4 separate regions of the Homo sapiens genome follow, and regions 2, 3 and 4 are each linked to region 1. Evidence: chromatin loops called from intact Hi-C (ENCODE). Cell type or tissue: GM12878. All regions are shown on one strand. Region 1 holds the start of LGR6 (leucine rich repeat containing G protein-coupled receptor 6). Region 2 overlaps LGR6 (leucine rich repeat containing G protein-coupled receptor 6). Region 3 has its middle 9.9 kb from the start of SYT2. Region 4 overlaps LGR6 (leucine rich repeat containing G protein-coupled receptor 6).

Evidence for each region. Peaks named below come from ENCODE experiments on the same cell type or tissue, not always from the same donor. Only the 100,000 strongest peaks of a DNase experiment are listed, where the experiment ranks them.
Region 2: a loop joins it to region 1, with 8 times the contacts of the local background. A loop is called at or near these places in 107 of 110 quality-filtered maps.
Region 3: a loop joins it to region 1, with 8 times the contacts of the local background. A loop is called at or near these places in 94 of 110 quality-filtered maps.
Region 4: a loop joins it to region 1, with 2.6 times the contacts of the local background. A loop is called at or near these places in 10 of 110 quality-filtered maps.

The regions. Positions count from the first base shown.
Region 1 is chr1:202,188,515-202,196,514 of GRCh38, reverse strand. It overlaps LGR6 (leucine rich repeat containing G protein-coupled receptor 6), which reads right to left and starts at 2,716. Exons shown (of 18, transcript NM_001017403.2): 1 at 2,314-2,716. The coding sequence starts at 2,525. It also overlaps the pseudogene PTPRVP. RefSeq lists enhancers at 3,583-3,632, 3,327-4,130 and a silencer at 7,457-7,506. In GM12878, CTCF peaks have their summits at 3,514 (motif pointing left) and 7,421 (motif pointing left); no DNase peak of the experiment used is centred here; H3K27me3 peaks cover 854 bases.
Region 2 is chr1:202,311,564-202,319,563 of GRCh38, reverse strand. LGR6 (leucine rich repeat containing G protein-coupled receptor 6) reads right to left here. Exons shown (of 18, transcript NM_001017403.2): 17 at 4,682-4,762; 18 at 1-1,612. The coding sequence ends at 357. Among named protein-coding and RNA genes, the nearest start is that of UBE2T, 26 kb to the left of the region's middle. RefSeq lists a silencer at 983-1,143. In GM12878, a CTCF peak has its summit at 3,773 (motif pointing right); a DNase peak (open chromatin) is centred at 3,783; H3K27me3 peaks cover 200 bases.
Region 3 is chr1:202,716,306-202,724,305 of GRCh38, reverse strand. No RefSeq gene overlaps it. Among named protein-coding and RNA genes, the nearest start is that of SYT2, 9.9 kb to the right of the region's middle. In GM12878, a CTCF peak has its summit at 4,522 (motif pointing right); a DNase peak (open chromatin) is centred at 4,575.
Region 4 is chr1:202,270,141-202,278,140 of GRCh38, reverse strand. LGR6 (leucine rich repeat containing G protein-coupled receptor 6) reads right to left here. Exons shown (of 18, transcript NM_001017403.2): 5 at 1,620-1,835. Among named protein-coding and RNA genes, the nearest start is that of UBE2T, 68 kb to the left of the region's middle. In GM12878, a CTCF peak has its summit at 3,338 (motif pointing left); no DNase peak of the experiment used is centred here; H3K27me3 peaks cover 138 bases.

The DNA of each region.
Region 1 (8,000 bases):
AGAGAGAGGCACTGCTGATTATATCATCAGATGCGAATCTGTGCTCTCCTCAGCAAGGGCTGGGATACATGGGGCAGGGCCAAGCTGGACATCTCCTAACATCGCTGAAAAGAGAAAGGAGCCCCAAGACTTCCCCACCCTGGCTCTTCTGCATGCCAGCTCTCAACCCCACCTTCAGGTGCCTTTCTGGTAGAGCTGTTCTCCAGAGAGGGCAAAGAAAGAAAATTCCTCCTCTGAGACACCCTCAGGACAACTGTAGGAATCCTTCATGCACCATCCAGATGGGACCCCTCCCCAGCCCAGGGCAGGGGACACGGTCCTCTGCCACCTCCTTCCAATATTCCAGACCCCACTGCTAAATTCCCCATATTGCCTCAGGACCCATCATACTCTTTATAGCTCCCACTCCCTCTCTTCTCTCCACAACTCTCAGAAGCATCCCCTGAGTCTTGAGAGAGAGGGGCTTTCTCAATCCCCAGGAAGACACAGACCAGCTCAGAAAACCCCACCTCCACTGAACCCAAATGCAGACTTCACAGCTCCGAGGGAATTGTGGCAAGCTAGTGGGAAAAACTTCTGCCAGCATGGATGGTAGGATGCTTGAATTCCAAAGGTGACAGTGTACCTCCTTCCCCAAGTCCTTCTAGAAAAAGGGTCATTAACCAGTCTAGGAAGACTTAATGCTGGGAAAGGAAGCTCTGGAAGGCCTTATCTCCCCTGCCCCTTCAACCCAGGCAAGGGACCTTCCTTCAGCTCACCCAGAGAAAGGCTCCACAGAAGTCACATCTAAACTCTTTAGCCACAGGACCCTGTCTTCAAATGAACCAATGTCACATACTCCCAGGATAGAAAACTGCTGAAAGAGGGGCTGGCCTGTGTGTAGGGTGGGGCCGGAGCCTGCCCTGCTTTGCCAGATGCTGAGCGCCCAGGCTCTGTGCAGTTGGTACCTTTATTCCCATGATTGCCTCTGCCGTCACCTACTGCACTGTGAAGGATTCCATTTGTCCTTCTAGATGGACATTATTTTTCTCTTCCCACTCCCTTACCTGGCCCACAGCCTGTGCCTTTTGGAGTGGAGGGGGACATCCCAACCTGGGGACAGGGACATTTGGAGAGGAGCCCCATGAAGAGTTGCCCTCTGGGACCCTCTACCTCCCACCAGGACACTCCCAACACTGAGCATCTTTAGTTCCACAAATTCTTGCTAGGCCCCTATAAAGATTCACCCAGCCTCCTCTTCCTCTAAGCTCCCATGTGCTGGAACCCCAAAGCCATAAGGAGCCTCTCTCAGGCCAGAAGGAACTCTGGGATCCTAGCCCTCAGCAGAAGGCCCCACCAGGCTTTCCCACCTGCTCCCAGCTCCTCTGAGGAAGTTGATAGAGCCTGCAGAGCTGGGCTGGAGGAGGTTTCCTTGCCCCAGAGCGGGGCTGGGGGTGCAGGTGGGTGGCCTGGAATGTGCTCTCTCACCCTCCTCCTGCCCAGGTGGTGAGCAGCCAGAGCCCCCAGCCCTCCAGCTCTGAGGGGAAGCTCCCATGAGCCAGACAGACAGGACAGCTGCCCCCAGTAGGGTCCCCTTCACGCGCCATCTCACCCCAACTCAGACGCTAAAAATGGTTCTCTGGTTTTCAGCCTCGGCGCCTGCCCACAAATTAGTGTCTCCAACACAGCCTCTTGGGACATGACTTTAGGGAGGCCCCTGGGGGAGCCAGGAGGCCCCAGTGAAGGGAGATGGTGCTGGCAGAGTCCCTTTCTGAGGAGACAAGAGTGGATAAGGCCCCCCTCCCAGCTTCTAGGAAACCCGCCCCCCCCGCCCCCACGAAGGCCACCCAGCCTCAGTGTGACAGCCCTGTTGTCCTCACCATGGCAGAAGAACAGACATTATTTCCACCCTACTGGGGCACGCTCCCCTCACCTCCACCTCCAGTTCTGTCAGCTTTACCCTCAGCCACCATCCCGGGCACTGCTCTGCTAGAAGAGAATGCAGCAACAGGAGATGGAGCAGCCAGCCCCGCGCCCTCCCGCTCAGGGTCCAGAACCCACCTCGCCAAGCCTGGGCTCCCATAGTCAGCCCACAAGCACGGAGGCCAATGGGGAAGCCAAGTCAGGGAAGCCCGGTCTCCCTGCTCGCCTGGTATTTAGTCTCAGACTCTTCTCCCCTCCCCAGTCCCGCAACGGTCAACTTGGAAGGGGGCAAACCCTCTCCGGGATGCCCATGCCCCAGGGCACCAAGCAAGCAGGTGCCCTGCTGAGGCCGGGACTGGGCGCTAGCCAGCAGCCCGCAGGACCAGGCGGGGACAGGCGGGCAGTACTCACAGGTAAGCCGTCAGGGGGTCCAGGTCCCCCGGAACGGCGGACAGCCCGAGCTCAGAGCAGTCGGCAGACAGCATGATGCCGTCCTCCTGGCAGTGGCAGGGGGCCGGGCAGGCGGTGGGCCCCGGGCCGGGCTGGGGGGCGCCGCCGGCCCTCCGGGAAGCGCACAGCGCGGCGCAAAGCCATAGCGCCCGGAGCCCCGGCGGGCTGGGCATCTCGGCGGTCGGGCTACTGGGGCACCTGGCGGCCGGGCGCGGACGCACGGCGCGATGGCCGCAGCTGCTTCCTCCCGGTCCCGGCGGGCTGCACCGTCGGTGGGGACCGCCCCAGGGGCTCTATTGGGCGGCGGCGGCGGCGGTGGGAGCGCCGGGACGGTGCAGTCAGAGAGGGGCAGGCATTGTTGAGTGATCTTCGTTATTCAGTTTCACAGGCTGGGCTTGGCAAGGGAGGGAGACCCAGCCGGAGGAGGAGTCAAGGAAACTTTCTACACTGCGGCTCGCTCCTCTTCCCTCCTTCCTTCGGAGCTGGCAGGAATTTCATCCAGGAAAGAAAAAAAAAAAAGGAAGAAAGCAAAGAAACCCAAGCGAGCAAAGCTCAGCCCGTCAGAGACCTGCATTTGTTTGGATAGGGTGTCCCAGGGCCTTGGCCGCAGGGCTGGGGACCCTCTTGCCTTTGGGGACAGCCACGAGGTCACATGGGACCCAGAGGAGGTCTCTGAAAGAGGCCTTGGGGCTCCCATTGCCCCTCATGCCTCCACCACGTTTCACACTGCAGGAAACTGAGACCCAAGAGGCAAAATGATTTGTTCAAGGTGACACAGCTGATGGGACATCCCCAGAGCTGGAACTCGTCCACCCTCCCTGGCCTGTCTGCTAGGACAGGAGAGAGGGGAGTGAGGGGCTACCCTGGAAGAGGCCAGGCTGCGGAGGGTTCCACTGCAGGCTGGGATGACCCGACGGTGGGCAACCAGGAGCAGTCTCCTCACTGAGAGGCCGGGCCTTGACTCCAAAGAAACGGGTGTGGAGTTACACCCGCTGAGTGCACCCTGGGTGGAAATGCACTCCTGCAGCCTCTGTCAGGTTTACGGCCTGGGGACCACCTTGATCCCTGCTCCCAGGACCTCGGGAGTCTGAGGGACTGTGGGCAGCTCAGCTGGTTGTCAGAGCCCACCTCAAAGTAAGCGGATTGGTGCCACCTGGAGGCCGGGTGCTGCACCTGCAGCTCAGCCACCCTGAGGCTGGAATCCCACCAAGTGGCTGACCTGGGCCGGCCCCAGAGCCCTGGAGAGCAAAGGGCATGGTGGTTAAAACTGAGGTCAATCCCTGTTCTCTCCTTAGACCATAGTGAGCTGGCTGTGCTTCCTTCATGCAGCCTCTTGCTCTCTCTGGTCTCTCCCATGCTGAGCCAAGCCCCCGCGCAGAGCTAGAGCAGGCTGTGGGCCCCCCTCCTTCCTTTTTTTGCCCTATCTCCCCATGGTCCAGCCAGAGGGTATACTAGAAACCTGGGACCTCAGAGGCATCCAGGATTTCTTCCACCCTGTCTTTCCACATGCCAGGATCCTCTCATCAACACCTCTCCACTCTCCCAATAACCTCCCAGGGCTAGAGGGGCTGCATAGCTGGACCAAGAAATGAGCAGACCTTGACCCTAGGCCTCCAGTTGGTGCCATGGCGCTGAAAGTAGAAGACGAGCCTCCGCTCTCGCTCTCCCTCTCCCTCTCCCCTCTTTCCACGGTCTCCCTCTGATGCCGAGCCGAAGCTGGACTGTACTGCTGCCATCTCGGCTCACTGCAACCTCCCTGCCTGATTCTCCTGCCTCAGCCTGCCGAGTGCCTGCAATTGCAGGCGCATGCCGCCACGCCTGACTGGTTTTCGTATTTTTTGGGTGGAGACGGGGTTTCGCTGTGTTGGCCAGGCTGGTCTCCAGCTCCTAACTGCGAGTGATCCGCCAGCCTCGGCCTCCCGAGGTGCCGGGATTGCAGACGGAGTCTCCTTCACTCAGTGCTCAATGGTGCCCAGGCTGGAGTGCAGTGGCGTGATCTCGGCTCGCTACAACATCCACCTCCCAGCAGCCTGCCTTGGCCTCCCAAAGTGCCGAGATTGCAGCCTCTGCCCGGCCGCCACCCCGTCTGGGAAGTGAGGAGCGTCTCTGCCTGGCCGCCCATCGTCTGGGATGTGAGGAGCCCCTCTGCCTGGCTGCCCAGTCTGGAAAGTGAGGAGCGTCTCTGCCCAGCCGCCATCCCATCTAGGAAGTGAGGAGCACCTCTTCCCGGCCGCCATCCCATCTAGGAAGTGAGGAGCGTCTCTGCCCGGCTGCCCATCGTCTGAGATGTGGGGAGCGCCTCTGCCCTGTCGCCCCGTCCGGGATGTGAAGAGCGTCTCTCCCCGGCCGCCCCGTCTGAGAAGTGAGGAGACCCTCTGCCTGGCAACCGCCCTGTCTGAGAAGTGAGGAGCCCCTCCGCCCAGCAGCCGCCCCGTCTGAGAAGTGAGGAGCCCCTCCGCCCGGCAGCCACCCCGTCTGGGAAGTGAGGAGCGTCTCCGCCCGGCAGCCACCCCGTCCGGGAGGGAGATGGGGGGGTCAGCTCCCCGCCTGGCCAGCCGCCCCGTCCGGAAGGGAGGTGGGGGAATCAGCCCCCCGCCCGGCCAGCCGCTCGGGAGGTGAGGGGCGCCTCTGCCCGGCCGCCCCTACTGGGAAGTGAGGAGCCCCTCTGCCCGGCCAGCCGCCCCATCCGGGAGGGAGGTGGGGGGGTCAGCCCCCCGCCTGGCCAGCCGCCCCGTCCGGGAGGTGAGGGGCGCCTCTGCCCGGCCGCCCCTACTGGAAAGTGAGGAGCCCCTCTGCCCGGCCAGCCGCCCCGTCCGGGAGGTGTGCCCAACAGCTCATTGAGAACGGGCCAGGATGACAATGGCGGCTATGTGGAATAGAAAGGCGGGAAAGGTGGGGAAAAGATTGAGAAATCGGATGGTTGCCGTGTCTGTGTAGAAAGAGGTAGACATGGGAGACTTTTCATTTTGTTCTGTACTAAGAAAAATTCTTCTGCCTTGGGATCCTGTTGATCTGTGACCTTACCCCCAACCCTGTGCTCTCTGAAACATGTGCTGTGTCCACTCAGGGTTAAATGGATTAAGGGCGGTGCAAGATGTGCTTTGTTAAACAGAGGCTTGAAGGCAGCATGCTCGTTAAGAGTCATCACCACTCCCTAATCTCAAGTACCCAGGGACACAAACACTGCGGAAGGCCGCAGGGTCCTCTGCCTAGGAAAACCAGAGACCTTTGTTCACTTGTTTATCTGCTGACCTTCCCTCCACTATTGTCCTGTGACCCTGCCAAATCCCCCTCTGCGAGAAACACCCAAGAATGATCAATTAAAAAAAAATAATAAATAAATAAATAAATAAAAGAAGACGAGCCTCCTAGGAAGGCCAGAGGATGGGCCTACATGACCAGAAAGACCCACAGATAGAGCCACCTCTGCCCTATGGAAGAAAGCTACCGCAGGCCAGCCTGCACTTCCTTCACTCAACCATAGCCTCGGCTCCATCTCATTTGCAGCTCCTGCTGCTCCAATGTGAGATCTTCCCAGAGTGGAAAAGCCATGGTTGAGCCCTGTTTCAACCTCAGCAGCAGCTGCTTGAGACAGACTTGGGCAGCTCAGAGCAGAGCCTCCAGCCTGCTTTTATGAGGGTCATTAGGGGGCCCACCCTCAGCTCCTGATAAACATGGCATATGGAGGACACTGACATTTAGTCCTCCTGGGAGGGCACCAGTGCTTTAGTCTCATTCTGGGAAAGCTCCCGGCTGAGCAGCCAGCACGACCTCTGTACCCTTCTTCAACCAGCCCTGAGAAGGACCCTCCACTGACTTCTGACCCGTTGCACCTTAGTAGGAACTCAGGTTGGCCAAAGAGCTCTCCCCTCTTCCCCTTGGGGAGACCCAACTCCACTTCAGGGACTCTTGCTCTGATCTGTCCAGGTTTTCTCTGTGTCCTCCCAGGGCCTTCCACCAGGGGCAGTTAAGGTCCAGCATCAGGCACTGCACCTGGAAACTCCCAGCCTGACCAGGGAGGGAGGCAGGAGCTCATGTGGCCACCAGCAATCACGCACATGGTATGCAGTGCAGTCCTAGAGTGTGTGGGACAGACAGCTGCCTCCCCGCCCTCTTTTCTGGTCTCTGCTGCTCCTCCTGGTTTTTCCTTTCTCCATATGCCCTCCCTGCTTTCTCCTCCACCTCCTCCTATGTGGAGGGGAGGAAGGAGGAGAGAGCAAAGGAGCAGGGAAAACTTGGCACCTCCGCCTGAGGGGTGCCTCCAGCGCCTGCCTTCTGAGTAACAGGGTAGCTCTGGCACCTCCATCCTGGTGGGGGCTGAGGGTGGCCCCTGGGGGCTCTGGCAGGTAGAGAAGGCTGGGGATGGCAGGAGAAGGGAAGTGGGAAACAGGATAAACCCTACTGCATACAGCGTGGTGCGTACAGGGTGGTGGGGCAGAGGACGAACAATTTGGAGCTGTGATTCTGAATCCAGGGCTTAGCACCACAGGAAACTAGACGTGGAGAGACCAAAGTCTGAGGATATTTAGAAACTGAAGGATTAGCAGGGAGAGGATTGCTTCAGGGGAAAAACCAACACCATAGGGGCCATAGGTCACCTAGTTCAACCAGACTCCAGGTCCTAGCTTCCATCCCGGCTCCACGTTTGCCCACAAGACCCACACACGGGGCCCAGGTCTGAGGACGGACAGACAGAACACACTGAGCTTCACGCTTGGCCACAGGTCTTTATTCCAAGACCCTTTACCTTTGCAGCACAGGGCCCAGTGGAGGCCGCCCTTCTGGGGAGCCCAGGCCCACGTGGATGTGTCAGGAATGCTGTCCCCATCCCACAGGGCACAAACCTCTCCTGCACAGTGACCAGTGCCGACTCAGGGGCAGCCCGTCTGCCAGTGCGCTGTTCAGACAATTGTAGAGGTAGATATACTGCTTCTGGAGATGGACATAGGGTTAGGAGGCTCGCCCCGCCTGCCCCAATCTAACAGAAAAGGGCTCCCTTGTGTGTCCCAACCCCTAGGGCTCCATCTGGGAGAATGCACAGAGGTCCACAGCGCCACCTGGTGGCTACCCGGGTGGTGCTGCCTAGAGGCCTGGGCAGAAGCTCCCTCACCTCCCACCCCTTCCCACAGCTGAGCCCCCACGCCCCCACCCCAGCCCCATCGCCTCTCACCAGCGTTGGGGTCATAAGGTCACAGGCCTGAGACTGCTGCAGGGCCACGTTAAAGACATCCACGGTGCACTCAGACCCTGCCTGCTGCAGCAGCTGCTCCATGGCCAGGAAGGTGCCCAGCTGGGTCGCACCCTTGCTGCAACTGACCTAGAGTTGGATGAGGTACCTAAAGGGGGTGTGGCAGGGGTGTCCGGGGATGTGGCGGGGGTGTCCGGGGATCTGCAAAAATCCAACCTGGGTGCAGGGACTGAGAAGGGACACCGAACACTTGGTCAGCCAGCCAGCCAGCCTGGGCCCAGGGAGGGAGGCGGTAAATTCCCACCATATTCCTGAGGACAGGGTAGGGTGTGGGGAAGACAGGGGCATTGTGAGACTGTGTCCTTTTGGCCCATAACCCAAGCAGGGCCCAGGGAGATCTGAGGCTATGCCAGAGGGGCAGGGAGGGGCTTCCAGTGTCCACTCCCCCAAGACCATTGTC
Region 2 (8,000 bases), 120 kb before region 1:
GTGAGGTCTCCCTGTCCACTGTGCCCTGATCAACCCTCCACCCCTTCACTGTCTTTACTTCCCTCATTTCCCTTAAGCAGACAAAAGTCCAGGTCTCTGGTCCACAGCTTCAGACATGACAAGGAAGAGGCCCAGTATCAAGGTGAAGCTGAGGAAGGCCAAGGGAAAGCCAGGCCAAGAGGCACCCGTTGGTGATGGTCACAGGAGAGAGGTGATCAGTGGAGCCAGGGACTGGGCCATCCTGCTATAGATCACACTGCTGAGTTTTGGTTGTATTTGTTTTAGAAGCAGCCATCATTCACCGAGGGGGAGAGAGGAAAGGGAAGAGAGGGGAAGAGAAGAATGGGGAGGGATATTTACACGTGTGAAGCAAAGGCCAAGCCAGAGGGCTGAAAGCCGCCACCCCCTGACAAGCCTCCACCTGCTGGCGTAGATCCCTCTGCCCTCAGCAGCAGTTCTCCATCCATGGAGGGTTGGGGGTTCCCAAAGTGGTTCCCCTCTGGCTCTACACAATGGCTGCCCTCCAGCCTGGGGGCCCCTGGCTGCTGACAGGAGATGAGGGTCACTGAGGGGAAGCCATAGGTCTCCAGCCCAGGGGGCCGCCCAGCTTCAGAAGCTTCCAGAATGAGATCCACATCAGAGAAGGCTACCAGGGCCTGGGTAGAATCACAGGAGCTCTTCTCCAGCTCCCCGGCCGCAGCATAGGCTAGGGGCCCTGAGTCCCCTGCGCGGGGCCGAAGCCGCCGAAGGTCATCCCGGAAGTGGGGGTTGAAGAGCAGGTACAGCAGTGGGTTGAGGCAGGCAGGCAGGGGCAGCACCACCAGCAGGACAGACTTGACGGCCTCGGGCGTGACAGGGAAGAGGCCCAGCATGGAGGCAAAGCTGAGGAAGGCCACGGGACAGTAGAGGAGCCCGTCTGCGAAGATGAGCCAGGCCACGTGCCTCACCATGGCGCAGTCCCACACGGCCTCAAAGTCGCCCCGCGGCAGGTCACAGTACAGTTTGATGTAGGCACCGGCCACGACCAGGAAACAGAAGGAGTTCATCATCACCAGGGCCACGGTGAAGCCCAGGGCTGCTGGCTGACCCTCAGGTGGCGCGTAGGGCAGGCAGAGTGGGGAGGCCCCGTATTCTCCCACTGAGGCCAGGGGCAGCGCGGCGGCCAGCCCTGCCAGTGCCAGGCAGCCTAGGACCCCTGCTCGAACGCTGCCCAGGGAGGGGGACTTCCCATAGGCCCGGACACAGGAGACGGAGACGCTGCACTGCACTGCGGCCAGAGTGAGCAGCAGCACCGATGCCTCCGACCCAAGTACTGCCAGGAAGCCAGTGGCCCGGCAGCCTAGCCCCGTCTCCCAGCGGGCTCCGTACTCAGAGAACTGACCAAAGGTCAGGGCATCGACTGAGGCTAGAAGGCCACAGGAAATGCCAGTCAAGGTGTTGGCGCCTGCAATCGCACCTACCACAAACTTGACCGGGGGCAGGGGGACAGGCCCGCCAGCGAACACGGTCAGCAGCACCAGTCCATTGCAGAGCACGGAGAGCAACACGATGGCCCACACGGCCAGGCGGATGCCCCAGCTTTCAAAGAGGTACTCACAGGGCTTGAAGGGGCCTGTAGGAGAGATCAGACATTAACCCTGGGCCAGAGGATGGTGGGACCAGGTCTTCAGGACCAAGGTCAGCCTCTGTATTCAGAGAATTTCCAATCAAAAGGAGATGAACATGGCCCTTGCCCTCGGAAAACTCCCAGTCTAAGGGAGGCTGACCCTGTTTCTGGCCCCAGAGAACTCCAAGTTGGAGGTTCTCTCACCTTAGAGAACTCCCAGCTGTGGGACATACACGACTCTTCTTCCGAAGAGCTGCAAGTGGGGTGAACCCTAACCCTCCTCTCAATACACCAGAACATAGAACGCATATAGGCCAGGCATGGTGGCTCACGACTATAATTCCAGCACTTCCGGAGGCTGAGGCGGATGGATTGTCTGAGGTCAGGAGTTTGAGACCAGCCTGGCCAACAAAGCAAAACCCCATCTCTACTACAAATACAAAAAATTAGCTGGGTGTGGTGGCACGCACATGTAGTCCCAACTACTTGGGAGGCTGAGGCAGAAGAATCACTTGAACCCGGGGGACGGAGGTTGCAGTGAGCTAAGATTGCTCTACTGCACTCCAGCCTGGGCAACAGAGCAAGACTCTCTCTCTCCCCAAAAAAACAAAAAAAAAACAAAAAAACACACACATGGTACAAATTAATACAGTACAAACCCAGATATTGAGGAAATGTTAAGTGAAGGACAGCACTGGAAAGAAAGGAAGGACAGGCTGCCATCAAGGAGTGGAGAGGGTATCAGAATTGGGAGCTATGGTGGGTAGGGACAGAGGCATGAGGGACTGCCCAGACAGTAACCAGTCTATGCCTGAGGCTCTGTTTCTCTCAGTCAGTCCCCAGTGATCCACTAAGTCCTCCACTGTGGGAGAGTCCTGACCAAATATTATACCAGGCTGGCTCTCCCTTGCTCTGTGAGAGGGGTACAGACCACATTGAATACTTGTCAGTCAATCAGTATTTCGGAGGTAAATTGCCTCAAGTACAGTAAATCAAAATACAGATGACTTCTGGGGTTTTCCAACCTAGGTCCACACGAGATGCGTGAGATCCTGGTGTTTTCCATCCCTCTCTCCAAAGTCTGTTCCTAAATCACCTTGTAACTTTGGAAATATTATTTCTTCATTTTCTTTGGCTTTCCACTCTTGTTCTTCAATGTGTTTCTTGGTAGCTTGGGAATTTGAGAGGCTTTTGTGGGAGCTATTTTTAAACCTTTTCTTTCTTATTACCAAATATAATAGGTGATAACTGTAGAAAATTTGAAAATATAACATGAAAACATTAAAATGACATGAGACTTCACCTCTCAGAGATAACTCATTATTTTGGTATGCTTCCGTCCAGTCTTTAAAAAATACATACATACATATAGGTTTTCAAGCTAAATTAAGATTTTACTGTTGTTATCATTTGGATATGGTTTGTCTGCACCAAAACTCATGCTGAAATGGAATCCCCCAATGTGGGAATGTTGGAGGTGGGGCCTAGTGGGAGGTGTCTGGGTCATGGGGACAGATCCCTCAGGAACAGATTAATGTCCTTCTGTGAGGGTGAGTGAGTTCTCAATCAATCCAGGGAATGGATTAGTTCCCTAGGAGTGGGTTGTTAAAGGGAGTCTGGCTTCTCTTTCACCCTGTGATCTATTTGCACATACCCACTCCCCTTCTGCTTTCCATCACAAGTTGAAGCAGCCTGAGGCCCTCATCACATGCAGCTGTCCAATCTTGAACCTCCCAGCCACCAGAATTGTGAGTCAAACAAAACTCTTTCCTTTATAAATTACCTAGCCTTAGGTATTCTGTTATAGCAACACGAAGCGGACTAAGACAACTGTATATGCGTTTCTCGTTCTCTTTAAGTCACATTTTTATCAAGCAGACTTTCCCAAATTTTTTCCCAGAGAAATATTTTTATATTACTCAAAACATATTTTATGTACCATAAAATGTACCATAATTATTTGACCATTTGGTGTGAGTTATTTTAGAAGCAAGCTCGAGTTGGACTTTGTCTTTTGGAACTTCCTCTTTTACCTCATCCCTGCTGATTACTGGTTTTCAGAGGTGAAATTTCCATGGCATTGTGAATGCAGCATGTGTGTTTTTCCAAGTCAGAAGCAGCACCTGCTTCCTCCAGGTTGGGTTAGTGCTCTGGCCCCAAGCTGGCACTAGAGGGCGTGCTGTTGTCACCAAGCACTGAAAACTCGGGCTGGGCAAGGCCAGGCAATCACTCTATAGGCTTTAGAGAGGGTAAAGGGAGAAGGCAAGGGTCCTGGGCCAGAGAAAGCTGGAAAACTGGAAAACGGAGGTGGAACGAAATAGAAGAAGCAAACTGTTCATCACTTCTGTTCATTCTGAAGAATCCCATCCTTGCCTAAGTAGCATGCTGCTTGCCACCTTCTGTGGCCTGTTAGCATTTTATATGCAAGCGAAGGGACTTCCTCACTCTAAATGTCTCAAGTTGAATTGCACCAAAGAGAAAGAGAATTTTCTTTTTTGCTTTCTTTATAGCAGGATGGATTTAGGTTAGATGCTAAAGGAGGCTTCCGCAACTATAAGCGTTAGATGGTGCTGTAAGGACTTACCCAGGGATACTATGGAGTTTTTCCACTGTGCAGAGTTTTAACAGAGACTGTAATCTTCCTGGGATGGAGCAGGGAGGGATGGAGAAGGTGACCTGTTGGAGTCCCACCTGGCTCTAGGATTCTGTGGTATGGGTCTTAGACTGAGGGATTACTCAAAAGCAGTCCCACGTGCCACCCTGAGCAATGGGGTCAAGGCATTCTTTCCTGCTTCTCTCCTGTGTAACAGTAGTTTTATCCTGGATGCATAAATGCTAATTGGCTGATTGCTTGACTTCGCCTCCATTCATGCTACTCCCCTCAAGCAGCCACCCAAGGGAAAGAACTCCAGTTCCTTCCCCAGGAATTACGAAAGGAGGGCCCTCTTGCAGCAGGCTGGGAGTCAGGCAAAGAATGTGGCTGCAGACATGCCAGGCTGAACTAATACCTCAACTAGGTGGTTGGGTGCCCTTTCTCCATTCCCCCTCGTCCCCATTCCCCAGACACCACCTCACCTGGAGTAGGGCTACACTGGACACTGGGGTGTGGCTTTGAGTCCTCCATCTCCAGCTGGAGCTCATCCAGGTCCTGGTCATCTGAAAGGAGAGACAAAGTGATGCAGGGTCCTGGGTCTTGGTGTCAGTCAAGCCCTACCTTTCTCCAAATGCCCCCTCCTTTAAGATGTCCCTTACTAACTCTGCTCAGCACTGTTCATTCTAGCAACCCGGCACATCCATTTCTACCCTTGGGGGTAAAGATTTGGTCAGCTTCCTATTATCCACATGTGGATTATCTGCACTGAAGAGTGCACAGCAAACATTTCACCTAGACCTTCTCTTTCTATTAGTCAGGGCTCTATGTCCTCTCCAGTCAGCCTTACCCACAAGTGCTGCTTCGAGTTGGAGTGGAAGCTGTTTCAATAATGTATGCTAGTGATCACACATTCTCTACTCTGGCTGGGCTGTCACTGTAATTTTGTGTCCAGTTGTGAAAACTACACATTAAGAAAAACATCAGTGAGCTGCAGTGTGTTTAGACGTGAACGAGTGAACTAGGGGGTGGGAGAGCAGAAGCCATTTGTGAGAGAAACAGTCAAAGCAACTGGGCGGTGTTTAACTTGGAGGAGGTAAGAGTAAGTGGGGGTATCATGGCCGTCCTCAAAGGGCTGAAGGACTGTTAGGGGTAAAGGAATTTGACTTCTACATGCTGTTTTGCCCCAGAGGGTAGAACCAGGATCAATGGATGGACTGTAGAACGAGGCAAATTATGATTCGAATGGAGACACTCTACTACTTCCTAACAAGAGTAAGTTCCCACAATTAGAGCTGTCCAGCAAAGGAACACCCCACCTTCAACAGGTGCAGAGTAGGTCCACATCTGCTGAGTGCAATTCTGGCACTGGGCAAATGCAGAAGAATTTCAGGGATGAATAAGAGATGGACCTGCTCTCAAAGAGCTTGTGGAGACTAATAAGGAAACAAATTGTCATGCTACAATGAGTGCCATCAACTAACAGATTTATTTACTAGCTAGAAGGGAATAATTTGAATGTTCCTAGCATAAAGAAAAGACAAATTTTTAAGGCAAAGGATATCCCGATTACTCTGATTTGATCTTTATATACATTATATGAATGTATTAAATAATCACATGTGCCCCCCATACATACATTTATTATGTATCAATTAGAAAAAAATTTTCAGCTAATAGATTCACTGAACAATAAGGGTTAACATTTCTTGAGTTCTTATTCGGCACCAGGTACTGTGCCCAGTCAGTCCTCATCTTCATGGTCCCATTAACCTTCACAACATCCATGTGAGGCAGGTGACAGATAAGGAGACTGAGGCTCATTGAAGTTAAGTGGCTTGCCTGCAGCCTCACAGCAATAGACTAGAATTCAGATGCAGGTTTGTCTGACTACAGAGCCCAGATGTTTAACCATCATGCTTTCCCAGGCAAGGGACTGATTACTTTGGGGGGTCAGGGGGTGGGGAGGGTTCAGGAGATTTACAGATGCATGAGCTGAACATAATTTGTCACTGATGATACTAAACAGAAAGTCCCCAATGGGAGAGAAAGCACTTCTACCTGAGTCAGAGGCTGGACTAGATCATCTTTAATGTTCTTTTCAATTCTAAGTCCAGGCTTTACACTTTTTTTTTTTTTTTGAGATGGAGTCTCGCTCTGTTGCCCAGGCTGGAGTGCAGTGGCATGATCTCGGCTCACTGCAAGCTCTGCCTCCTGGGTTCACGCCATTCTCCTGCCTCAGCCTCCTGAGCAGCTGGGACTACAGGCGCCCGCCACCACGCCTGGCTAATTTTTTGTATTTTTTTAGAGATGGGGTTTCATGGTGTTAGCCAGGATGGTCTGGATCTCCTGACCTTGTGATCCGCCTGCCTCGGCCTCCCAAAGTGCTGGGATTACAGGCGTGAGCCACCGTGCCCGGCCTTACACTTTTTTTTTCTTATTCACTTTTGCAGTGTTTCTCAAACTAGGGCCTGTGAACTCTAGGGGGTTGCAGACATGCTGGAGGTCCACAAATTCTATACGAATTTTGAAATGAGAATCTAGAACATTTTATAATCTATAAAGACAAAACATTTTTTGCAGTGATAATCCATCACTGAAAGGCTTTTTAAAGAATAAGACAAGTTTCTCAGGTCAGACTGGAAATGTGTCTGAAGACCCAAGTTGGGGAAAGAATGGCTTGTCTTCAAAAGGTAACTGTACAATCTTCAGGTTTAAGAGACAGCATCCTGTGGGCTCTTCCTCCATCATACAGGGCAATGGATAGGTGACTCTGTTTGTTGCACTTGTTCCATCTTTGGTTCACAAAGTCTGTTTCCTGTGTGGATCCTTCCTCCTCACTTAAAGGGTAAACACCATCAGTTGGGAGCTTTCCCAGGAGGCAGGAAGACTGTGAAGCTGCTCCTGGCCCAGACACCATCAGGGCAGGTCGGAGGCTGAGTCGTGCCCACAGAGTCCTGGCATTTCCTCCTCTCTACCTTTCACTCCCTGCCCACCCCTGCTCTCCAGAAAGAAGTTCAGCAATTCTTTGAAATCAAAATGCATGAATGAAACACAAGGGGTGAAACCCGTGGACTCTGTCTGAGGCTGGGAAAATCACAGCCAAGGTGTTAAGTAACCACTCTTCAAACGAGGAGGAAATCGAATCTGGCTGGAGCAGCAGCTCCTGGCTTTCCTTCTCGAGGCTCATTAGCTCCCACAGGAAGTGGGGGGCCCTGCCCTAGCTCCCGTTACAGGCGGCAGGCAGCCCACGATCTTGACGCCCTGTGGTTCTCCAAGACCTAAGCTCGGTGGAAAGTTTCACCTTGAGGAAGGAAAGTTTCCATTCTTCCTTCCAGCCCCCTGAGGGAGTGTACAGCAGACATCCGGGAATGTCCCCCGGGGACAGCTGTCTGCTGGCCCAGAGCCAGCCAGGCTGCTGGGCTGCTCCTCATCGGGTCCTCATACCCTCCCTAGGGAGGTGTGTTAATACATTGGGAAGAAGGCTCTCAGAGACCCCCAGGTTGCCTGCCCACCATTTGCCCTCCATACACTGTGCCCCGGACTCCACAGTTGCACTCTCCCTATACATGTACACCAGAAGGCACCAGTCCTCAGTAGTAGCGATGAGCATACTTCATCATTTATGGAATCTTTTAGTCTTCCCCAACAGCCTATGAGCTATCCATTATCTTTCTCATTTACTTATTTATTTATTTAGTTTTTTGAGACAGAATCTCACTCTGTCACCCAGGCTGGAGTTTGCAGTGGTGCGATCTCAGCTCACTATAACCTCCGCCTCCTGGGCTTAAGCCATTCTCCTGT
Region 3 (8,000 bases), 530 kb before region 1:
ACAGGGTTTCACCATGTTGGCTAGGCTGATTTCGAACTCCTGACCTCAAGCGATCCACCCGCCTCAGCCTCCCAACATGAGCCACCACACCTGGCCTAGGAATTTGATTTTAGAATTCTAAATACTTATCATTTTCTCCAATCTTTTGTAAGAATTTTACCCACCTAAATAGACAGTTTTACAACTAACTCAATCTGGTTTTTATAAAAACTCTTTACACACTCATTTCATTGGTTTATGTAATAGTCAAAACATAGTTACTATAACAATTTGACCTAGTATATGATTAGGAACAAATACTACTTGGTGAGAGCAGGCCACAGGTGCTCGGCAGGCCGAGACCACGAGTATATTTTACAGAAGGAATGTAGAGGGAGAGCATAGGTTGGTCGAAGTTGCTTAAGAGTGTATTAGTATCTGGTTGTGTGTGTGTGTGTGTGTGTGGTTTTTGGTTTTGTTTTTGTTTTTTTGAGACAAGGTCTTGCTCTTTCACATAGTTTGGAGTACAGTGGCGTGATCATAGCTCAATGCAGCTTCCACCTCCCGTGCTTCAAGCGGTCCTCCCACCTCAGCCTTCCAGGTAGCTGGGACTACAGGTGTGGGCCACCAAGCCTGGCTAATTTTTAAAAAAGTTTTTTTGTAGAGATGGGGTCTCACTATGTTGTCCAGGCCGGTCTCAAACTCCTGTGCTCATTGGGGGATCATCCTGCATTGGCCTCCCAAAGTGCTGGCATTACATGCAAGAGAGTGTCTGTTTTTAAATCACTTGGTCTGCCTCTTGCAAGACTTTCTTCTTTTTTTTTTTTTTTTTTTTTGAGATGAGGTCTCACTCTGTCACCGAGGCTGGAGTGCAGTGGCGCAATCTCGGCTCACTGCGACTTCTGCCTCCTGGGTTCAAGTGATTCTCCTGCCTCAGACTCCCAAGTAGTTGGGATTACAGGTGCCCACCACCATGCCCAGCTAATTTTTGTACTTTTAGTAGAAACAGGGTCTCACCGTGTTGGCCAGGCTGGTTTCGAGCTCCTGACCACAAGTGATCTGCTTGGCTCGGCCTCGCAAAGTGCTGGGATTACAGGAGTGAGCCACTGCACCTGGCCTCTTGCAAGACTTTCTAAGCTCCTAGGAGAAGCCTGGTGTTTAAGATGCTCCATAGCTTCTGAAGCCATCCTAATCCACTGGCCAGTTATAGCACACTTGGAATTTTGTTCTTTTAATGCTTTTAACCCATCATAGTCACTGTTACTATGTCACAGGCATGGAAACTAAATAGATGAAGCAACACTTCACTAAGCCCGTCCTTAGGAGAGGTGGGCTTTGGAATAATATGCGGGCCTTATCCCTGATCTGGGCCTTAGCCTTATTGTAAGGAGGAGCTCTTGGTCTGGTTGCTTTGCTAGTTCCTTGTCCAGGACATTCTACATGTCTCAAAGAACTAAGAATATTGGTCCTGGAATTGGTGAACCTGCTTCATCTCTGTTGCTGTCCCCACATTTCCTCTTACTTCCAGCCAGCAGGGAATAGAGTGGGCAAATGTGACTTAGGGTTTAACCTCCAGTCACTGATAGATCACTTATTTTTTTTTATAGCCCTGTTTGTGGAGTACTTTTATTTTTTAGAGATGTCTTGAAATCTAGCAGCCATGTTTAGCCTTGAAGTGGCCACCCTCAAATGACCAAAATGCCTCAATGATTAGTTTCCTTTTCCCTCTTGAGACCAAGAACCCATGGTCCTTAACATGGTGTGTTTCACAGATACCTCTGTACATTAGGCAATTTCACAAGAGGCAGATCCTGGGCACAGGCTTCTGGACTTTGGCATGCCTTAGGAGATTAGCAGAGGACATGGTGGACATGAGTGCCCACAGCCTGTTTCTGTGCCCTCTTCATTTCCATACCACCTCACACTCCACTCAAACCCTTCAAGGAGCAAGAGTGAACAACTAAAGCAGGTCTTACTGAATCAAGGAAAAGAATGTCCAGTTAAGCAGAGGGGAGTTAGAAGAGAGAATAAGGCAGTGTGACTGAATATGCAAGCACTTACCTCAACATCGTTCCCATTGATTTCATTCAGTATGTGTCCTTTGAGCCACGGCTAAACTTAGGGCAACTCTGGCTGCCACTTCAGCTTGGCCACCAGATAGCACCATTCGGTTTCCATAAGGGCCATGTATCCTCTTGCCATATTGATGGCTGGTCCTATTGGTCAGAAGGAGGGAAAAACATGACACTGAGTTTAGGTACTAATCTTCAGTTAAGATTATTAGGGGTTGTAAGTCGCCAGCCCTTAATAGCGGAGAAAACCTTTGGGTCTTTGCATACCTCCTCCTCTAAACTTTGGTCATGGGATAGGTTTATGTATAGATCAAAGGGAAAATGGGAAGAGTCGAGGTGCTCTTGGTATAGGCATTACAATTTAAGTGATGACCACAAGGAAAGGCGGCCCTGGACAGAGGGCCAAAGTGTGCTGATCGGAAACTTCACTGTTAATTCCTTACCCCAGAGCCACCTTCACTGGACAAGGGTGGAGGACAGAATTGGCATGTATTATTACTGAAGGCTTTTTATGAGTCCAGAATGATGAGGTCCTCAGGGAAGCGGACATAGGAAGGTATCATTATCTCCTTTGCTAGATGGCCTATAGACTGAGCACCGAGGAATCAGTTGTGGAGGAGGTGTGACTTAAACTGGGATATGGGCAGAAGTTGCATAAGGCTTGTGGCCAGTAGCTGAGCCAGACTCCAATCCCATGTCCTTTTAATACTATGACCTCTATCACATCTATGAGTTTAAAAGACAAAACACCGGGCGCGGTGGCTCATGCCTGTAATCCCAGCACTTTGGGAGGCTGAGGTGGGTGGATCACCTGAGGTCGGGAGTTCGAGACCAGCCTGACCAACATGGAGAAACCCCGTCTCTACTAAAAATACAAAATTAGCCGGGCGTGGTGGCACATGCCTGTAATCCCAGTTACTAGGGAGGCTGAGGCAGGAGAATCACTTGAACCTGGGAGGCAGAGGTTGCAGTGAGCCGAGATCGTGCCATTGCACTCCAGCCTGGGCAACAAGAGCAAAACTCTATCTCAAAAAAAAAAAAAAAAAAAAGACGCACCGGGCGCGGTGGCTCATGCCTGTAATCCCAGCACTTTGGGAAGCCGAGGCAGGCAGATCACAAGGTCAGGAGATCAAGACCATCCTGGCTAACACAGTGAAACCCCGTCTCTACTAAAAATACAAAAATTTAGCCGGGCGTGGTGACGGGTGCCTGTAGTCCCAGCTACTGGGGAGGCTGAGGCAGGAGAATGGCATGAACTTGGGAGGCAGAGCTTGCAGTGAGCCGAGATGGTGCCACTGCACTCCAGCGTGGGCGAGAGTGTGAGACTCCATCTCAAAAACAACAAAAACAAAAACAAAAACAAAACACTTCTATAGCACTAACTACCAGATATTGTTCTTATGGCTTTTTTTTTTTTAATTGAGACAGAGTCTCACTCTGTCGCCCCAGCTGGAATGCAGTGGCGAGATCTCTGCTTACTGTAACCTCCACCTCCTGGGTTCCAGCGATTCTTACGCCTCAGCCTCCCAAGTAGCTGGAATTACAGGCCTGTGCCTCCATGCTGGCTAATTTTTGTATTTTTAGTAGAGATGGGATTGCACCATGTTGGTCAGGCTGATCTTGAACTCCTGGCCAACTCCTGGCCTCAAGTGATCTGCCCCCTTCAGCCTCCAAAAGTGCTGGGATTACAGGCGTGAGCCACTGCGCCCAGTCTTATTAGGGCTTTACATATGTTATTTAATCCTTGTAACACATGAGGTAATATTTCCCTGTGGGTGAGGGTGGAAGGCTGGAATTTTGATGCAAAATTGTGCCCTCACTTGTAAGCTTAAAAAAAAGATCTGCCTCTATAGGATAACTTGTTAGCTTTAGAGTTCAAAATAAGGAGCATGCTCCATATCTGCCAGATCCTTGGATGTGGGGGCAACTCCAGCGTTCTTAAAAGGAAGGCTGGCCGGGCGCGGTGGCTCACGCCTGTAATCCCAGCACTTTGGGAGGCTGAGGCGGGCAGATCACGAGGTCAGGAGTTCGAGACCAGCCTGGCCAACATGTTGAAACTTCGTCTCTACTAAAAGTACAAAAATTAGCTAGGCATGATGCCATGCGCCTGTAGTCCCAGCTACTCGGGAGGCTGAGGCAGGAGAATGGCATGAACCCAGGAGGCAGAGGTTTCAGTGAGCCGAGATCGTACCACTGCTCTCCAGCCTGGGTAACAGAGCTAGACTCCATCTCAAAAAGGAAAAAAAAAAAAAGGAAGGCTGTGCCCAAGTCTACTGCTTTTTTGCTCAGGAAGACAAATTAGTAGCCCAGTCTGAACTAATGGCAATCACAGTTATCTTTCTTGCTTGTAATATCAATCCCCTAATATACTGAAACCATAGGGTGGGGCAGGTGGGATGGGATGTTGGAGAGGAAGTGGCTGTTTTCCAGGCCCTTCGGGACAAGCCAGGAGGAGCTTCTAATAAGCAACAGAAGAGGGCAGCAGAGGACCAGGATTGAGCTGCTTCCCCTCCTAGTTCCACGGGAGGGAAAGCGGTGGTGGAAAGACTTGAATACCTAAGGCCACTCTCCATTCCGTTTCTGGTCTGTGACCTGCCCTGAAGTTAGACATCAGGATCTAATCTTCTGCAATGTTTTGCCCCTCACAAAATTCTTCAGTTCATTGTGTATATCTAACCTGCTTGCTGTTTGGAAGATTAGGTTGGAGATTTAATGTTTTTTTTTTTTTTTTTTAGTTTTTACTCTTTTTTTCTGTTTTTTTAAAAATAGAGATAAGGTCTCACTATGTTGCCCAGGCTGGTCTTTAACTCTTGGGCTCAAGCTATCCTCTTGCCTCAGCCTCCAAAAGTCCTGGGATTACAGGTGTGAGCCACCATGCCCAGTCTAATTTTTATCTTTTTAGTGATGGAGTCTTGCTATTGCCCAGGCTGGACTGGGCTGTAGACCTAAGACTGAAGATCAGGCTTTGGATTCTCATTCTACCTGAGGTGGAGCCAATCCCTAAGCCAGTGATGATCCCAGTTATGTGCCTAGCATACTAACCACCTACTAGGCTTTGTAGATTTGTATAGAACGGGGACACTGCACTATACCCAAGGAGCTTGAAATTTAATATAGAAGGAAACTATGTAAAATAATGTTTCAAGTTTCTTGTTCCAGTGTGCGTGCACATTGTGATGGAGCTAGAGAAGAAAGAGCAAGGCTTAGGAAAGGTGAAAATTTGATTTGAGTTGACACTTGAAATAAGGTTATTGCCAAACTGGCCATGTGGCTTTGCCGAAGATGGAGCCTTGGCATGTTTAAAATAAGACTGGTTTACAAGGTCCCCAGGGGTACTCTGTCCTTATCTGCCCCTCCCCTCATAAGTTTGGTTTGACTGCAGCTCCCTAAAGCACCACCTAAGGTAAGTCAGGGGCATTGGCTGCAAATTGTTCCAGTAATGGTTCTCTGACTAGGGACAGGCTTTGGCTCAGTGGTTCCCTTGAATACTGAGGCAACTCTTTGTGTGAATGGAGAAGAACTAGGGAAGAGGTCCCAGGAGTCTGTGCTCTGTACCTTCAGTGACTTCTGTGTAGCCAGAACAAGATGTACATCTAGGGCAAGCTGAGGAAGAAGGCATTTCACATTAGCACACTTCATGGTGAGAAATAATAAAAGCTAACACAGCACTTAGTACGTTCCAGGCTCTGGATCCCTTGCATATATTAACTCATTTAATCTTCACAACATCCCAATGAGATTGATACTATCATGCCCATTTTACAGATGAGGAAATTGGGCTTCAGCGAGGTTAAGACTGAAGGCCATTCAGCTGGTACATAGACAGCCAGGATGCACCCAGACAGTCTGGCTCCTGAGGCTGAGCCCTATAAACAAGATGGAAGGCCGCTGAGTACTCTTGAGCCGCCTCTCAGATGTGTGGTTCCACAAAGCAGTAAACCATTCCTAACGACTCCCCAACATAGCTGCTGATGGATGCCCTTAAAGGCTGTGGTTTTTCTCCCACCGGTAGTTGAGTGAGGCTTATATAAGCCTTCTTTTAGAGAACTGAGTGAACATTCTTTTTTTCCTAAACTGGTTTGGGTAATTCACTGAAGTCACAAATGCATTTCAGCTGCCTCTTTAAGGCTACGGTACCTGCTGCCCCAGAGGGCAGACACTCAGGTCTGTAGGCAGGGACCCTGCCCTCAGGGGCCTGCTGGGGTGTGGATGGCAGCTCTACCATGGTACTCAGCTCTCAACTCCTCCACCCACCATCAGCAAAGCCACCTCAGTTGGGACTGAGGCTAGGTATATTGCATTCCTGGCAACCAAAGCAAATCCATACAAGAAGACCTTAGTGATGGGGAACTGCATAAGCAAATGTGTGGAAACTCTTAAGGTGCCTGGCCTGACTAGGGAAAGGAAACCACGGCATTAGGCTGGTTGGACCCAAGGTAAGTTGCCCTTGGGATAGCAGAACGTTTTCGGGCAGAAGCTCCTAGACAGTGCTCCAAAACCCAGAAAAAAGACCCAACAATGCCGGGCACAGTGGCTCACGCCTGTAATCCCAGTACTTTGGGAGGATGAGGCAGGTGGATCACCTGAGGTCAGGAGTTCGAGACCAGCATGACCAACATGGTGAAACCCTGTCTTTACTGAAAATACAAAAATTAGCCAGGCATGGTGGTGGGCGCCTGTAATCCCAGCTACTTGGGAGGCTGAGGCAGGAGAATTGCTTGAACCCAGGAGGAGGAGGTTGCAGTGAGCCAAGATCGCACTACTGCACTCCAGCCTAGGCAATAGAGCAAGACTCCATCTCAAAAATAAATAATTAAAAAGACCAATAAACATGTTTTGCTTGTAGGTCTTAGCATGTGTGCACATGTGCGTGCACACACGAACACACACACAGCTATCTTGAGTCTAGAAATGAGACCATGTGCAATCAATGTTCTGTGGCCAGGGGTTAGGGTGGTAGGAACAGGATCTAACAAAGGGTGTTCAATCCTCCTTTTTGAACTTTTCTCCAGCCAGGCCCTAGACAGTATGAGGAGGTAGGCAGCTATCCCATGGCTTCTAGACTCACTGGGCTTCCTTGGGAAAGTCACTCAACCTCTCTGGAGCAAACAATGTAGAGAATCATCATTAGGCTTGCTGGTCTTCTGGAGCCAGAAATAATAACAGTTACTGTAATACTCAATACGCACTGAGCACTGACTGAGCATCAGGTACTGTCCTAGATATCAGATAACCTAAGCTGACTCTCACCATGCTGCTATGAAATGAAGTCACTAACTCATGGCCTCTGAGAGGTGAGCCGAGATTGGAACTCAGGAAGTCTGTCTCCAGAATCCAAAGTGGTGAGCACGGCAGTATGTAGTATGCAGCCTCCTTTCAGAAGTCAGCAAAGGAAGGGAACTTACAGGCCCTCTAACCCAACTCCAGCTGTGAGTGGTTTTTCTAAAAGCATAAAATGGATTATGCTTAGATTCCTTCAATGGTTTCCATTACCTTCTGAAGAAAATCCAAACAGTTGGTCTACAGAATCTGTCATGAGCTTGCCTTTGCCTCTGATCTTTCCCTCCTCCCCAAACCTACCCTATACTCTAGCTCCACTGAGCTATTTACATTTCCCTAAGCCACATAATAGAAGCTACCTATTTTGTTAAGGCCCTGCTTGCTGTTTAGAACCATTATACTATTTAATTTTCACAACAATCCCTCAAAGTAGGTGGTGAAGTCTTCATTTAACAAATAAGGAAACTGAGGCGTTAGAGTAGTCACATAGCTTTCTGACTCCAGTGCTTAAGCTCTTCAATGAGTGCACTGTATACTTTTATCCACTACTGCTGTCTTTGCCTGGGATGCCATTCTCTTCATTGCCTACCTAGAAAACCAGTCTTTCCTCTGGTGGTAGCTGAAAGGTTATTTCATCAGGGAAGCCTGCCGTTATTTCTTGACTTCCTA
Region 4 (8,000 bases), 82 kb before region 1:
TCCTAAAATACTCCCTTTTAACCCTTGCCTGAAAACCTTCAAGCTTCCCTCCCACACGAGCAGAGAGAAGCCAAGCTCTCTGTTCTGACGTTGAAAGTCCCGACATGCACCTTTCCAGCTTCTTCTCCTGAGCTCTGCATGGGGACCCTCTGCTCCAGCCACACTGGCCTGGTCACTGGCAGCCAAACACGCTTACTCTCCCCTCCATGTCTTTATTGCTATCTGCTTGGAATGTCCCCATTCTCTTCATTTCATCATCTTTCCAGGCCCAGGTCCCACCCCACCTCCCCCAGGAAGCCTCCTTCCCCTCCACCTCAGCCTTCCCACCATATCTATGCTGCTATGAGTCTGAATTTATCATCTGGCTGTGTTAGCATAAGTTTCACTACATCATTTGTTATTTTTTTCCCATATTTATTCTGCTCTTTCAATTGGACTGAAAGCCCCTCAAGGGCAGTGGCTATATCTCACAGTTTTTTGAGTTTTCAGTACACCACATGGGGGCTCAATAAATGCCTGCTCCTTCTTATCCACCTGGGGCCAACCATGAAGTTCTTATTTCTCCAGTAATCTTATCCCTCACAGAGGCCTGACCCCACCCTCTCACAATGTCACGGGGATGTCACCAAAGTTAGAACCAATCACCTTGTTCTGTTTACCCTCTCTAAATACCCCCCCACCCTGCCCCGTGACTCCCAGAAGAAGGGAGGGTATGGCACCCTGACAGAAGAATATAGTCCACAAGGATATTGACCTTGGTTCTCCAGCTTCCCAGGACAGAGAATTAGACAAACAAATTGGTGCCTGCCTTTTCATCTCTCAAATGGAACTAGGTATCATCCATTCCCTGGTTTAGAAAATCACGCCAGATCTTCAAAAGCGGGGGGCGTGGGGGCAATGTTACCATCCAGTAGAGTCACTAACATGCATGTTCCTAAGCCATGTTCCTGCAGCAATTAGTGTGTAACCCAAAGCAATTATACATGACCTCCAAGCCCTTTTAGTAATTACCCTATGAACTTACCAATCATTCATAGCAATTAGCTGGGAGCTAATTTGCCCTCTAAAGTTCCCACTGGGGAGGCAGAGTTAACCCCAGTCCCCAATTCCTGCCAGGGATGCTATCTCCCAGGTAATTACAGTGATGGGGCTTTGCTGTCTAATTATAAGTGATGACTTTTCTCTGCTTCTTAAGGCCTGGGAAATGAGATGAATTTATCCCATCCCTGTGCCAAAGCATATGACTGCATCATCTAATTGTCAAATATGGTAGAAATTACTTAAGAAATTCTTGATTTATATTCCAGTTATCAAGGTATAGTTATTATATGTGCATGGCAAGAAAATAATGGCTTAATTCCTATTTTCTGATTATAGTACCCTGGCCCTTTAGTGACTCTCAGAGCACTTTTCAAGCTCTCATGTCATTTGACCTCATGATAACCCTATGGGATCAACAGGGAATGGTCATCCTCATGCTTTTCCAAAGGGAGGCCAGAAGGTTTAGCAACATGCAAAGAAGAGCAAAGCTAGCCAGGCTCCAATCCAACTCAAGTAAACATGCAGCCCCCAGCCCCCAGCAGGACCCCACTGGGGATGGGGAACAGAGCAGCACTCACAGCACCACAAGGCTGGTGAGATTCTGGAACGCGTAGTCGGGGATGTGGCTGATGCGGTTGAGGGCCAGGGTCATGGCCTGCAGGGCAGGGAGGTTGTTGAGGGCCCTGACAGGGATCTCCGTGAGTGCATTGTCGTCCAGCCAGAGGTGGCGGAGGGAGGACAGCCCCTCAAAGCTCCTCTCCGGGACCAGGGAGATGAGGTTGGCATCTAGGCGCCTGGTGGAAGAGAGGATGGAGAGGGGTCAATCCAGGGCAAGATGCAGACCAAGCTTTGGGGCTAGACTGGGCCAGCCAGGCCCTCAACAGGGCCTTTGAGGCTCCCTGGGACTAAAGTTGTGACTTGGCCACCATGTATCCTGTATCCCGCCTCTTCGAGTTCCCATATTTGGCTCCATTCCAACCCATAGTTCTTTTTTTGTTGTTGTTGGGAGACAGAGTCTCGCTCTGTTGCCCAGGCTGAAGTGCAGTGGCACAATCTTGGCTCACTGCAACCTCCACCTCCCACCAACCCACAGTTCTTGATCCTTCTTGATCCTCTACACCATATGTTTCTATGAATGACCCCACCTCTTCCTCTCAGACCCAAGGCTGAACCCATAGCCTGTTTGTGGATAGCCAGTATTTCCCTTCACATCCATACTCCCGGGCTTCCAAATCTATGCCATATTACCCTTGCTCTCTGAGTGTGACCTCGACCTTGCTAACTGTTCTATGATAGTCCAAGACCATATAATGGAGATGTTCTCAGCATTGGCAGAGGGAAATGTCCTCCCTCTGAACCGAACCAAAGAAAAATGCCTCCCCAAAAGGGTAAGCCCTTCCCTGTCACCCATCCCTAGCACCACCTGTTCCTTGTCCCTTCAAGGGCCCAGGGGGCAAGGGGCTCCTGCTAAAGTCCTGGGGCTTCTTGCTCAGTTGATGACCTCTAGGAGGCCCCTGCATGCCACAGTTGAAGTTCTTGATTAGCTGCCTCTCAGAACAGGTGAACAGATGGTGGGTGATCCTGCTTGTGCATAACCAGAGATTCTAGGGTGATATGAGGATTACTTATGGGAGCCCTAGAAGATCTTAGCAGCCCAGCAAAACAAGGAGATTTTTCAACCTTAGCTTTTTACACATGTGCCCAGGCCACGACAGCCTTTATCAACATGCTACTGTCTCTGAGCCCCAGGTTGGGACTTGGGCTGAACCCCTATTGCCCTAAGCAGATGGTCTCACAGGGACCAGACAAACTGACCTGTACCATGGATCTATTGCTGGACTTTCCTATCTTGAAGCGAGGCTTAGCCCTGAGCCATGGTCCTCCCACATAGCCATATGGCATTTAAGCCATGGAAACCCCAGCCTTACCCACAAAGGCCCTACAGCTCCATAATCCTGAACCCAAAGGAGAAGTGATATGATCAGTAGGGTGGGATGGGGTGATATTCTTTCATCCCAACAGCACAAGCCCCCTTGTAGAAGGTCCAGCAGTGCTTCTGTCTTTTCCCTGAGCATCTCATCAGTGCTCTCTCTGTGAAGACCTCAAGCACCACTGGGAAACACTCCCTAGTTCACCAGCAAGGGGGCCATGGGTGGATAGGCCAACACTGAAGTCTTGGGTGTGAAAGCACATTCACCAGGACACTCTTCAAAAGCTGTAGTTAGGAAAGACTTCCCACCCACATCAAACTTGACATGATGGGACCAAAAGCCCTTCAGTGAGTGCCCTCTGCTGGCAAGGCTTGTCACCTTGGACATGGTTCTCCAGTGGTGGCCGTCACACCCTTGATGGTCTGTGGCTGAACCACCCTGGGGAGCTTTGTGTTAATGTGGACTCCCATGGACCATCAGCCCCAGCATCACCTGGAAGCTTGTTAGAAATGCAGAATCTTAGGCCCCACCCCAGACTTACTAAATCAGAACCTGGATTTTAACCTGACTCCCAGGTGATTCATTGATTCATCAGCACGTTAATGTTTTTAAAGCACTGAGCTAGGTTTTCCAGATCTGATGCTCCAATCTAACAACCTTGGATTGCTGGAGAAGAGAGGAAGACTGAATGAGGATGTAGAAAGCCATTTCCTGCTGTGGTTAGTGCTCAGCTGGTCCTGGGAGCCCTCGTTCTTAGATTTGATCATAAATTACTCCAAGAGATGAGGGCTCTACCTCAACCTCCTGCATATATGACCAGAGCAGGCACTACATTCAGCTGTGAACTCGCAGCACCCAGCGCAATGCCTAGTTTGCAGATGGCACTCAATGTTTTTAAATAAATGGGCAATAAATAAATGAGTGAATACATGCCCTCTGAATCCTCTGCTTCCAAGCCTCAAACTGATGGCCTGACCAAGCACACCAGTAAGCTAGAGGAGACCTGGACAGCCCCCCTTACCAGGGATGGTCGAGGATCCTGGCTGTCCTGCTTTGACACCCCATTCTATTGTGGTGAGGGCTCTCACCTCCCGCTTTCCCCCGTCTGCAGATGCCCACCCAGCAGATGCCCAGACTCTCCTCCTAACCCTGGAAAGGCCCTTTCCATGGGAGCAGCATCTTAGTCCCAGATTTTCCAGAGACCACAGACAGATACCTAAGCCCTGAGTCCTGCTTAGGACCACACGGAAGAAGTCACATTTGAGATGGCCTTCTTAAGGTAGGATAGGATTTCAACAAGGAGAGATGGAAAGGGGTGTCATGAATGAGGGCCTTGAGGGAAGAGAATGCAGGTCCAGTGTGGATGGGGGAAGGGAACAGAGATTTTGGATATCCTTAAGAGGTCAAATTGATGACCGGGCACGGTAGCTCACGCCTGTAATCCCAGCATTTTGGGAGGCTGAGGTGGGCGGATCACCTGATGTCGGAGTTCGAGACCAGCCTGACCAACATAGCGAAACCCCGTCTCTACTAAAAATACAAAATTAGCCGGGCATGGTTGCACACGCCTGTAATCCCAGCTACTCGGGAGGCTGAGGCAGGAGAGTTGCTTGAACCTGGGAGGCGGAGGGTGTGGTGAGCCGAGATCACACCATTGCACTCCAGCCTGGGCGACAAGAGCGAAACTCCATCTCAAAAAAAAAAAAACAAAAAAAAACAGGTCACATTGATAAGGCCCAGCAACCCACTGGATGTGGGGCCAGGGAGGGGCCTGACACATCTCGCAGATCTGGGCCTTGCTCTCTGCTACTGCCTTCCTAATGGGTAAATTAACAGACCCAGGAAGCCTGACTCCCTAAGAGGGGCAGTACCTCCTTCTCTGAAGCTCAGGGCAGAGAACATCCCTACAGTGACAACCATGACACCAATAATAATCACTGTCTCCATTTATTGAGTCCTTGTCATATGCCAGGTATACAATACCAGGTACCGTGTCCTGTATCTTCTCAAAAATGCCATTGAGGTAGCTCTGATTAGCCCCATTTTACAGAGAGATTAAGCCCCCCAAGGCCCCACAACTAGTAAGCTGCAGGGCTTAAATCTGAACCCAAGTTGTCTAACGTCAAAATTCATGTGCCTCACCATTGTGTTGTGTTGGCACTGAGGTGCATGATGGGAGGTTAAGAACCTGCTCACCTGTTCACCTAGGTGTCCTGCCCAGGTGGGACACCAGGGCAGAGATTGTGGCTGAGCTGAGAAGATGGCCATGTACCATAAGGAGGTGCTAGGAGGCAGGCAGGAAGTGGGTCAGGGCAGGGCAAGGGGAAAACTTATTCTGTGAGCTCAGGGGGCACTTGGAAGTGGCCTTTGCTATGTATGTGCGTATGTGTGAGTACACACGTTTGCTGGCCACATGCATGTGCACGCTCACACATGTAACCTACAGTCCTGGTTAGTCCATCTCCTGCATTTTGTGTAACCCATAGGCAGGAGAGCTTGGGAAGGGCCCTTTTGCCAGGCTGGGCCGAGCATGGCACTGGCTTAAAACAGGGCCTTACTTTCTCAGCCTCTTAGGGAAGGGCTGGATGGGCTGAGCCTCCAGGCCTCTTTCCGCTCTGTCAGAGAGAAACTATCTTCTGTCCTGGCTCATGATATCCTAAGTGGCATGGTAGAGCAGCTGAGGGCTGGAGAGGGGAGGTGTTTGCTGCCCTGCTCCTGGTACTTGGGAACTGGGACACACCAAAGGAGAAAAGGAAGAAAACTGGCAAATGAAGAAGGTGGAATGAGCACATGGAAGAAATCGGCCAGGACTGTGTTTGTGTTTGGGATGAGCAGAGAGACGGGGCGTTTACACTCAGGCCAGGTGGGCTTGGGGGTGGGGCATGGACCCAGGGTAGCACTGCCAGATATAGCAAATAAAACAACATGCTACCCATTTAAATTTGAATTTCAGATAAATAATAATTTTAGCATAAATATGTCCTGTGTAATATTTGGGACAATGCCCAGTTAAATCTGAATTTCAGATAAGCAAGTATAAGTTTGAATAAGTCCCATGCAACATTTGTATTTTATCTGGCAGCTCTGACCCAGGGGGCTCCTGTGATGTGGAAGGTGTGGGCTTTGCCATCACACAGATGTAGCCACAAATACCCTCCTTTAACCTTTTGTGTTGCTTTCCTCAGCTGTATGGTTTGATGACTTGCCCACCCCAGAGACAGTGAGGACAAACACCCCCTTAGAGGGAGACTCCACGAAGCACAGAGGGGAGTGGAGGAGGCAGCAGGAGACAGGCGCAGTATTGGCTTCTATTAAACTTTCTCCTCTCTCCCCTCTCTCTTTTTTTTTTTTTTTTTTTTTGAGACAGAGTTTCACTCTTATTGCCCAGGCTGGAGTGCCATGGTGCAATCCCAGCTCACTGAAACCTCTGCCTCCCGGGTTCAAGCGATTCTTCTCCCTCAGCCTCTGGAGTAGCTGGGATTGCAGGCACCTGCCACCAAGCCCGGCTAATTTTTTTGTATTTTCGTAGAGACAGGGTTTCACCATGTTGGCCAGGCTGGTCTCGAACTCCTGACCTCAGGTGATCCACCCGCCTCAGCCTCCCAAAGTGCTGGGATTACAGGTGTGAGCCACCGCGCCCAGCCTCCCCTGTATTTTCTGGTTGGACACCTGCTCCCTGCCCCCAGGAACCTCTGACTCTTGGGAACACCTAAGGGTCGACACCTGGCTATAGAGCAACCCCTCTTACTATCTCCCCACCCAGCTCCCGGTAGGATAAGGTGCTCTCTGGAGAATTCCCCCACCCTTTCAAGTCAGGGTTCAGGCTCCCCTGGGATCTCTAGTCCTCTAGGGTAGGGGGGTCCTAGGCTCCCCTGCCATCTGGCAGCCAGGAAAGGGGTATTGGATTGCTGAAGGAGTCTCCGAGCCGCCAGCAGAATCCTCCACTTGGGACTAAAAGACCTTTTTAAGCAGCTCCCCGTAGAGGGTGGGAGAGCCAATCCTGATGGACTCTGGCTTGGCAGGCTGAAGAGAGCAATTATACCAATTAAGCTCTGGAACAGAATCAACAACCCCCAGCAGCGCCTCTCGTTCTCCCACGTGGACCTGGCCCCTCAAGTGATTTCTGATTATAATTCTTACCTGCAGTAATGGGGCAGATTAGCAGGGACCTCACAGGCCAGTTCGGGCTTGCTTAGGCTCTGGGGAAACAGCTTAACCTGTCGAGGGCCAAACTGCTTCTCATACTCCCCCAGCTAAGGGCTGAGGCTGAAGCAGGGAGGGAAGGAAGGGGACCCTTCCCTCCAAGTCCCAAGGGGCATGTGGTGTGAAAGTCGCCAGGTCATAGGACATCCCAGGGAGATGGGGACATAGGGTCCTGGTCTGAATTGACTGAAATGAGATGAGGACCTAACAGGGAGCAAGCGTAGCAGAAGAGCTTTAGGTTAGACAGCAAGAAGTGACCCACTGACAGCGACCCAGGACAATAGCGTACACTAAGAATCACACTGTGTCAGAGCCTGAAGGAGCCTTCCAGCCTCACTCGTCTCATATGAGGAGCCTGAAGCCCACAGAGATAAAGAGAAATGCCCAAAGGCAGTGGTAGGGCTGGGACTCAAACTCAGAGCTTCGCAGGGTGTGGTGGCTCACGCCTGTAATCCCAGCACTTTGGGAGGCTGAGGTGGGCAGATCACCTGAGTTCGGGAGTTCAAGACCATCCTGACCAACATGGGGAAACCCCATCTCTACTAAAAATACAAAATTAGACGGGCGTGGTGGCACACGCCTATAATCCCAGCTACTTGGGAGGCTGCGGTAGGAGAATCACTTGAACCCTGGTTGCGGAGGTTGCAGTGAGCCGAGATCGCGCCATTGCACTCCAGCCTGGGCAACGAGAGCAAAACTCTGTCTCAAAAAAAAAAAACAAAAGCAAAAACAAAAACAAAACAAAACAACTCAGAGCTTCTTTTCACTCTACCAGTCTAGTTCCCCAAAAGCGAAGGAATGACAGAGAGACTCACAGTTCTTTGT